2 separate regions of the Homo sapiens genome follow, and region 1 is linked to region 2. The links are chromatin loops, found by intact Hi-C in ENCODE. Cell type or tissue: Calu3. All regions are shown on one strand. Links, peaks and the distances in the headings refer to the core of each region. The heading gives the core; the rest is flanking DNA. Region 1 overlaps CSNK2A2IP (casein kinase 2 subunit alpha' interacting protein). Region 2 has its middle 82 kb from the start of C3orf38.

Evidence for each region. Peaks named below come from ENCODE experiments on the same cell type or tissue, not always from the same donor. Only the 100,000 strongest peaks of a DNase experiment are listed, where the experiment ranks them.
Region 1: a loop joins it to region 2, with 4 times the contacts of the local background. A loop is called at or near these places in 1 of 110 quality-filtered maps.

Annotation. Positions count from the first base shown.
Region 1 is chr3:88,382,799-88,387,199 of GRCh38, forward strand. All of the region lies in intron 1 of CSNK2A2IP (casein kinase 2 subunit alpha' interacting protein), which reads left to right. Among named protein-coding and RNA genes, the nearest start is that of CSNK2A2IP, 47 kb to the left of the region's middle. In Calu3, for the core only: no CTCF peak of the experiment used is centred there; a DNase peak (open chromatin) is centred at 2,463.
Region 2 is chr3:88,229,479-88,233,879 of GRCh38, forward strand. No RefSeq gene overlaps it. Among named protein-coding and RNA genes, the nearest start is that of C3orf38, 82 kb to the left of the region's middle. RefSeq lists enhancers at 839-1,340, 950-2,149, 1,341-1,840. In Calu3, for the core only: no CTCF peak of the experiment used is centred there; a DNase peak (open chromatin) is centred at 1,953.

The DNA.
Region 1 (4,401 bases), core at 312-4,311, 150 kb after region 2:
TATCAATCTTATTTTTAAATAAAGTAAAAATTTGATTGCTGACTTGGTTCACTTGTGCACGATGCAAATCTAACCTTTTTGGGTAGATTATTATTTAGCTCTGAGCTTCAATTTTCTATTAGAGTGAATTGTTTGAATGAAAGTACTGGATAAGATCTGGAAGCCAGTTTCTAATCTCACATTTCCTACTGGTTAACTCTGTGGCATTGTAAAACAGTTTACACTGTAGGCCAACAAACTAATCTCAGGTTTCTTCTCCTTCTCCTTTTCTTCCTCCTCCCCTCTCTTCCCTCTACTTATTTTTTTTTGTCTTTGTCTTCATCTTCTTCTTCTCTTTTGGAGGTCCTGTAGAAGATTAAAAATAGGGCTCCCAAAGGCCTTTTCTGGGCCTACCCCTTAACTCTCAAATCCAATGGGCACTAACAAATTTCTTAAAATAAAAAATATAAGAGATTATGCAGCATTGTAGAAACATTATGGACATTGGAGTTGGGCAGACATAATCTCTAATCTAAAATCCATCGTTCACTGTTTGTGAAATGTTAGGCAATTTTATATCTTTCTGAGGTCAGAATTTTTAATCTATAAAATGATGATGACAATGCACACTTCACAGTGATGTGAGTATTAATAAAGGTAAAATACATAAAATACATAGCACAATGTTTGGTGCAGAGTCAAGTCTTCATTATTTTTAGCTCTCTTTCCAGATGGATACCCAGGGAGCCACTTTACTGTGTACTCATCAGCATATGGCCTAAGTGGCGTTTTTTGTGCTTTGTTAGTCATAGGCTAGATCCTGGGAATTATTCATCATTTTGAATAGCCTATGGACACCTGTTTCTTTTCTTTCTTTTTTTTTTTTTTTTTTTTTTTGGGACGGAGTCTTGCTCTGTCACGCAGGCTTGAGTGTAGAGCGCAGTGGCGCGATCTCAGCTCACTGCAACCTCCGCCTCCCCGGTTCATGCCATTCTCCTGCTTCAGCCTCCAGAGTAGCTGGGACTACAGGTGCCCGCCACCACGCCCCGCTAATTTTTTTGTATTTTTAGTAGAGACAGGGTTCACCGTGTTAGCCAGGATGGTCTCGATCTCCTGACCTTGTGATCTGCCTGCCTCGGCCTCCCAAAATGCTGGGATTACAGGCATAAGCCACTGCGCCGGGCTTCTTCTTATTCTTTAGTTCTGCTTTTGACCCTGCCGATTGGTATAGAATATAGAATATAATAACTTTTTCTAATTAGTCTCTATATAGTAGTGCATTCATTAATAAATTTTGCACAGAAACATTTTCCAGAGTGGCTACCTTGTGTAGGATCTACTTTGGATAGGGTATACTATGGTAAATAAGATAGATAAGTCCCTGCCCCCATGAAAATTACTTTGCACAGCAAACCCGGAAACAAATACATAAAACAAGATAAACATTGTGAAAAATGCTAAGAAAGAAAGAGTATATGCATCTAGAATTACTGAAAGTAGAAAAGGGCCACTTTTTGATTGGGTGGTAAGGGACTGACTGACTTTCTTTCTCCCTCTCTCTCTCTCCTTTCTTTTTCTGAAACCCAAAATTAAAAAAAAAACAAAAAAACAAAAAACACTAGCCATCTGAAGAGCCAGCGAAAGAGACTTGCCAGCCATGGGGATGCAAGTAAAAGGCTCTGAGGCTGGAAAGAACATGGCAGGAGTGAGGAGAAAAAAGGAAGCTGGTGCGGCTGTTGTATAGTGACATGCAATAGAAGGGAAGAGTGGTGCATTACGGTATGAAAAGATCCTGGTAGGAGCCATTTTTCCCCAAAGAGCAATAGGGACTCCTGAAACCACTTCATACAAGGAAGTGATATTACTCAACTTATGTTTTAAAAGTGAACAATTTTTGTGGCTATAGAAAATGGCCTAGAGTGAGAGAAGAATGGAAGGAGGGAGTCAAGATAGAGACATGCTATTTTTCAGGTGGAAGATGTTGATAGCTTAACTAAGACAGAGATAATAGAAACAAGAGAAGTGGGCAGATTGGTATATATTTGGGGGTAGAATTGAAACAGCAGCACAATAGACTGGTTGAAGGCAGTGAGGGAAATGAAGGAAATGAGAAAATAGTTTGTCAATTTCTGAGATGACAAAGATTGGGGAGACATGAGAAGAGGGATCAAAAATTATTTTTGAGATGACATATGTTGGAGGAAACTAACCTAAGACATCCAAGTTGGAGATATGAAGTGGGCAGTTAGATATAGAAGTTTAGAACTGGGGAAAGATGTTAGATGGAGATGAAGATTTGGAAATAGCATAAAGATATTCCATAGCATTAAATCACCTTGGGAGAGAGTATAAGACAAAGAGAAAAAGTGACTCAAGGTAGAATCCTGATGCAATCCAGTAACTTCACATTGGTCGCAGGCCGAATAGTTAGCAAAGGAGACTGAAAATGAAAGAGCGGTGAGGCGGGAGGAAAACTGGGCGTGTGTAGTGATATGGAAGGTGAGAGAGGAGAGGGTTTCAGGAAGGAGGTGTGGTGAGCTAATGCTGCTGAGTCATTATGTAAGAATAAAACAAAGAGATTCAATTGAATTTTGCAAACATTTAGGTCTTTTGTGACCTTGAAATGAGGAATGTAAGTTATGCTGGGCAGGTGGAAACCAGATTGGAAGAAGTAGAAGAGTAGTTGGAGTAAGTGAAACTGAAGATGACAGTAGTAAACAACTATGAAATAACTTTTTTTTTGTTTTTCTTCTTTTCTAAATGATTTGAAATGAGATAGTACCTGGAAGATAATGTAGGTTCAAAAATGTTTATTTTTAAATAGATACTACTAGAACATATTTATAGGTTTATTGGGAAAAAATAAAAAGAAAGGGAGAAATTGGTAAAGCAAGCAAGGGAAATGCAGCTGATGGAATGAAATCCTCAAGAAGATGAGAGCCGTTGAAATCTGTGGCTTTAGCTGACTTACCTTTAGAGAGTCATGGAATGTCTATTCCATTCTAGCAGGAAAAATACAAGATGAATTTATAAGGTGATTTTTTTAAGACTTGAAGGTGAAAGGATGAGGGAATTATCTTTTATAGCTTCTACTTTCTCAAAAAACAATGGGTGAGAAGTCACATAAATATAAAAGTCAATAGGAAACAGGAAGGTGAAAGTGAACAAGAAACATGAAGACTCTGCAAGTCTGAGGTCATTTGGGTTTGTTTGAAGATAGTGGAAAATATGTGAAATATAAGCCAGAGTAAGAAAATTGATTCATTTGGGAGATGTAAAACTGAGAAATATGGCAGTCCATTTGTGAAATATTTTTGCAGTAATACTCAATTTCTTTTCTATGCTATTTTTTTTTTCTTTTTTTGAGATGGAGTTTCACTCTTATTGCCCAGGCTGGACTGCAATGGCGTGATCTCGGTTTACTGCAACCTCCATCTCCCAGGTTCAAGCGATTCTCCCGCCTCAGTCTCCCAAGTTGCTGGGATTACAGGCACCCGCCACCATGCCCAGCTAATTTTTTGTATTTTTAGTAGAGACAGGGTTTCACCATGTTGGCCGGGCCAGTCTCAAACACCTGACCTCAGGTGATCCACCTGCCTCGGCCTCTCAAAATGCTGGGATTACCGGCGTGAGCCAGCGTACCCAGCCGCAATACTCAATTTCTCATAAAGAAACCACGGAGAAAGCAGATGATTTGGTTAAGCCAGCTTTGAGGTTTGGTCAGGAAAGTATGCCAGAGAGACAACAAAATAATTGAGGCCATTTTCAGGGAGTGACTATAATGATCAAACTTGTTCTCTAAATTAGGAAAGCAGAGTGTAAATATAGAAAGTGGGGAAGAACAGAGTACCAGAATTGAGGCAAATTGGTGGGGTTAATCGTACGCATGTTGGATGTTATTGGGGGGATACAACTGATAGTGGAATGGAAGAAAAACATGTGGTGGTTAGTGAACGAAATGTTAAATGGAGAGTTTTAATACAGTATAGTTATTGGTAATGACAAAGACCAGAGTTTGACAACGTAAGTGGGTAGCTGATATGGGGAAGAAGAAAAAGATGGTCATAAGTGAGGAAGTCAAGGAGCTGAGAGATCAGTTGTTAGATGGGCAATTCACATGAATAAAGATGTCACCACTAATAAAGTCATGCATTGAGATGGATGGGAGATCTGGGATGGAAATGCAGTGAAACAAAAGTGAAATCTTCCACCAATAAACAGTGGATGACAAGTCACATGGAGATACAAGTCAACAGGAAACATGAAGATGAAAGTGAATAGGAAACATGGACTCTATTCTCAATCTAGTCATTTTATACTTTTGTTGTTAATTTCAGCATTGCAACAACCACTATCCTTTAAATATACCTGACTGCAAACACATGCTTTTTTTTTTTTTTTTTGAGATGCAGTCTTGCTCTG
Region 2 (4,401 bases), core at 87-4,086:
TTTAAGTATCTAATCTATAGTGAAAAATTTGTCCTATCCCTGAGGAATGAAATGATAATTTCAAACACATGTTTGGATAACTGGACAGTAGAGACAATGTGAGGATTGCCATGGTAGCTTATTTAAGAAAACAGTATCCATTTGTAGTTAAACCAGAAAGATTCTACTCAGATAAAAATGATAAGGGGCATCCGTTAGATCTTAGGCTGTCCTCTCCTCCTCCCCTTCCTGACATTACCATCAGCCAAACTGGGAACCAGCAGTGCTCTGAATCTATCTCACAGAGCTCCAGAGGGACCATGTGAACCTTCTTGCTGCACTAGAGAAACTGATGCTGTAGTCAACTCTTTCTTCTTTCTGTTTATCGAGGGATGGAGGATCTCCTCCTTTCTTCCCCTGAAGTGTTTATGAGGAGATCTTAGTGGCTTTGCCATTCAAACCACAGAACAGTTTTTGCCTGTTTGTTGAAAACTGGTAGAAGGAAAACAGCACAGCCTGACCCAGTAATTGCAGGAAGATTGAAGAAAAATCTTCATCAATGCCAGGAGACATAAAACTATTTCCCCTCCGAATAGCTCAATGATTTAGATACAGAACATTTCTCTTGTATTTAGACTTAGAATAACAACAGCTGAAAACTTCAGGTTCTTTCCTTTGACTATATAAGGCTTCTCTATTGGGGAACAAGACAGGGAGGGGGCCTCATGACTGAGGGTGGACTTAGCGGGTGAGGATGATATCCCCAATCCTGATTAGGAGGCTCTGTGCACCTCCTTGGGGCACAGTCTGATGGTACCATTTCTGTTCAATCCAAACAGATAAGACAAAAGAAAATAATTTTTTTTAAATGATAGCACCAAGCTCCTTAGCGGCATGGGTTTTGAGCAACCACAAGCGATAGTTGCTATGAGTATTAATTAACCACCTATATCCTTGAAATAACATTGGAATCCAGGGCAGGGACTGGTGCATAAGGATGAGTCCCAGCCAGCAGAAGAGAGTTAAGGCTTGTGCCACAAAAGGTTGTCCTTAGACACTAGGCAGTCCTGACAGGATTCCCCACTCTCATCAGTTGGATTGGGAGGGCTGGCCAGTAGGTCCCCCCTTTCTGCCTTCCTTAACGTGCAGTCCCATTTTTCACGCCATTTCCTCCAGCTCATTCCTCTCTCACCAGCCGTAACTGTGGAGGAACAGATGTTGAGGAAAGGATTGGCCTCTTTTCATCTCCCAGAGGGTGCTGGCTACAGGTGAGATCTGGGACTTGGCCTGGAAACCACCACTCAGGCCCAAAGTCGGAAAGCCTGGGAAAGCCAGCGCTGAGACCTGCTCCACTGGATTTCTCTGAGACGCTCTACTTACATCATGCCCCCTTCTCAGTCTACAGGGGGCGGTGACCATAGAAGAAGAGGTAGAGCAGGATTTGCCCTGAGACAGTCAAGGGCCTGGTCCCCTAGATTCACTCGGGCTGTCCTAGTAGCTGGGGCATTCCCCAGCTCCTCCCCACCCGCTAATGGACTTCCTATTAGGAGTCCATTTCTACTTTTGTTTTTTCACCTCTTAGCAAAACTATAGAGATAAATTGGGCAATGGCAACTCCATTTGCTTAGGTTAGGTGGCAAAATGTATTTCTTTTTCCAAAAGAAAAGAAAATTACCTTAAAAATACATGAAACAAATTAAAAAAGAAAGGGAGGCTGGATTGTTTTAATTGCCCAAGCCTTGGTCTTTTTCTGTTCATAAATTAAGTTTCACACTTTGGTGATTTTCTTTTCTTGTTTAGGATAACATGCTGACTGTTCTAGCAGGTAAAGTTTTCAGAGTGTGTACCTTGGTCCGCCTTGCCTCAGCCCTTTTCCTGCAGTGAGTTCTACTTGTGCTTCTCACCATTTCACCCTCCTAGCCAGGTGACTTCACTCATTCCCACCAAGAACAAAGGGTTTTTTATGTGTGTTGAGAGTGCTTAAGTCTTGACTCACCATTTCCTCGGGTGGGGGTTGCGAGGCCACTTGTGACATTTCTGTGCAAATTTTACCTAACCCATAGCTACATGAAGGAGTTTAAAATGAATTTCAGCAGGTAGCGAGTTAGCATATAAACAAACATCCCTTAAAACCATAGAGATTTTCCCCTTTCTCTAGAATCTTGACTCTGGTCCCAGAAACCTGAATGAATAAAAAGAGTCCCCTTTGCTGTGGTAAAATAGATTGGTACCCAGTCCTGATACATCACTTACTGAGGAGAGAGAAAAATGTATTTTTATGAACGCAAATCAGGGTGAGGGCTGGAGGGGAAACTCCTGCTTGTGATTGCTTTAAAGTTGAGTACTATTCTACTCCATAATTGCAGCAACTTTGAACATTGTACTTTACTGGAAATCTGCCAGCCTCCACCACCTCTGTTCTGATTGTGCCCTTCCTCTTCCCCTTTAATCTGTTCTTTACTTTGTCTAGGGGGAGATGGGGCTCAGACATTGGAGTTTGTTTTTTGATAGATGAGCACTCCAGTGTTCTTCCCAGGAAGGTTGTTTCAGCCACAAACCACTTCATTCTGCTGTTTCTATTTGAATATAAAAGGAAATATATTAAAAAAGAGATATTGTTTCAATAAGTTTGCTAATAAATACAAAAAAAGAAGATATTAATGAAAATTGTTGTAACAGACTGGCACTAATCTATCAATCTGATAAGCGATGGATGGTAGAATGAGAAATATGGAGTTACAGTGGGATCCTGTTACTTAGGAGACTGAGGTTAGGAGAAATAGGACTTCTTAAGATCTGAGGTAAAAATTTGTTTGTCCAGTTGTTCATTCATTTGTGGCAGTCATCCTATGCATCAGTTAATAAATACATGCAAAATATTTAATATGAATATGGTACTATTATTAATCTCTATAATGAAAAATTAGTAAACTCAATGTCTACAGAATTAGTGAACAGGTTAGTGAAGCTGACAAAGTATTATGCCATAGAGAATAGTGGGGAATTGGTCAGGTGGAGAGCACATGTCCCACCTAAATGGAGCAACCACTACCCAGCTCATGTTAAGCCCAGTATTTTCCAGATTTCCTGTTTTTTCAAAATAATATACTCAGGCTATTTTTGTGTGTGTGTGAAATTTCTTGATTTTAAAATACTATGCCATTTTAGTCAATATTGTGCTGGCGGTTCCAGCCAGGGCAATTAGGCAAGAAAAGAGATGAAAGGTAGCCAGATTAGAAAGAAAGGAGTAAAATCATCCCTAGTTGCAGATGACATCATCTTTTATACAAAAATTCCCAAGAAAACCACTAAAAATAAAACTACTAGGACTCATAGATGAGTCCAGCAAAGTTGCAGAATGCTAGTTCAACATACAAAAATCAGTTGTATTTATATACATTTGTAATGGATAATCTGAAGTTAAAATTAAGAAAGTGATTCTATTTATAATAACATCAAAAAGAATAAAATACGAATACATTTAACAAAGGGAGTACAAGACTTGTACTCTGAGAACTGAAACACGTAATTGAAAGAAATTAAATAACTCAATAATGGAAAATATCAAATATTAATATATTAGATGACTTAATATTCTTAAGATGGTAATATTCCATAAATTGTTTTGTAAACTCAACACAATCCTTTATCAAAATTCTAGCTGACTTCTTTGCAAAATTGACAAGCAAATCCTAAAATTACCATGGAAATAGAAGAGACTCAAAATAGCCCAAAAAATCTTGAAAAAGAATAGCAAAGTTTAAGAACTCACACTTCTGATTTCAAAACTTACCACAAAGCTGCAGTACTCAAGACAGTGGTGGTACTCGCATAGGATAGACATAAATCAGTGGAATAGAATTAAGAGTGCAGAAATAAACCCACATTTTGGCCAATTGATTTTTGGCTAGGGTGCCAAAACAATTCAGTGTGGAAAACAATAGTCTTTCAACAAATGGTGCTGGAACAATTGGGTATTTACATGCAAAAATACTTCCTGTCTCACATTGTACACAAAAATCAACTTGAAATGGATTATAGATTAATCTTTGTATCTTTAGTCAATACATTCTTACATATGACACCAGAAGCATAAGTGACAAAAGAAAACAAATAGATACATTGGACTTCATCAAAAAATTTTAAAGAAGTGTTGTAAACAATACCATCAAGAAAGTGAAAGGACAAACGGCAAAATGGGAAGATACACTTGTAAATCATATAGCTGATAAGAGACCTGAATACAGAATACATGATGCGTGCTTACAACTCAATTTTTTTTTTTTTTGGATAGAGACTGGGTCTTGCTCTGTCACCTAGGCTGGACTGCAGTGGTGCAATCCCAGCTCACTGCAACCTCAAACTTCTGGGGTCAAGCAAGTGATCCTCTTGCCTTGGCCTCCTGAGTGGCTGGGACTTCAG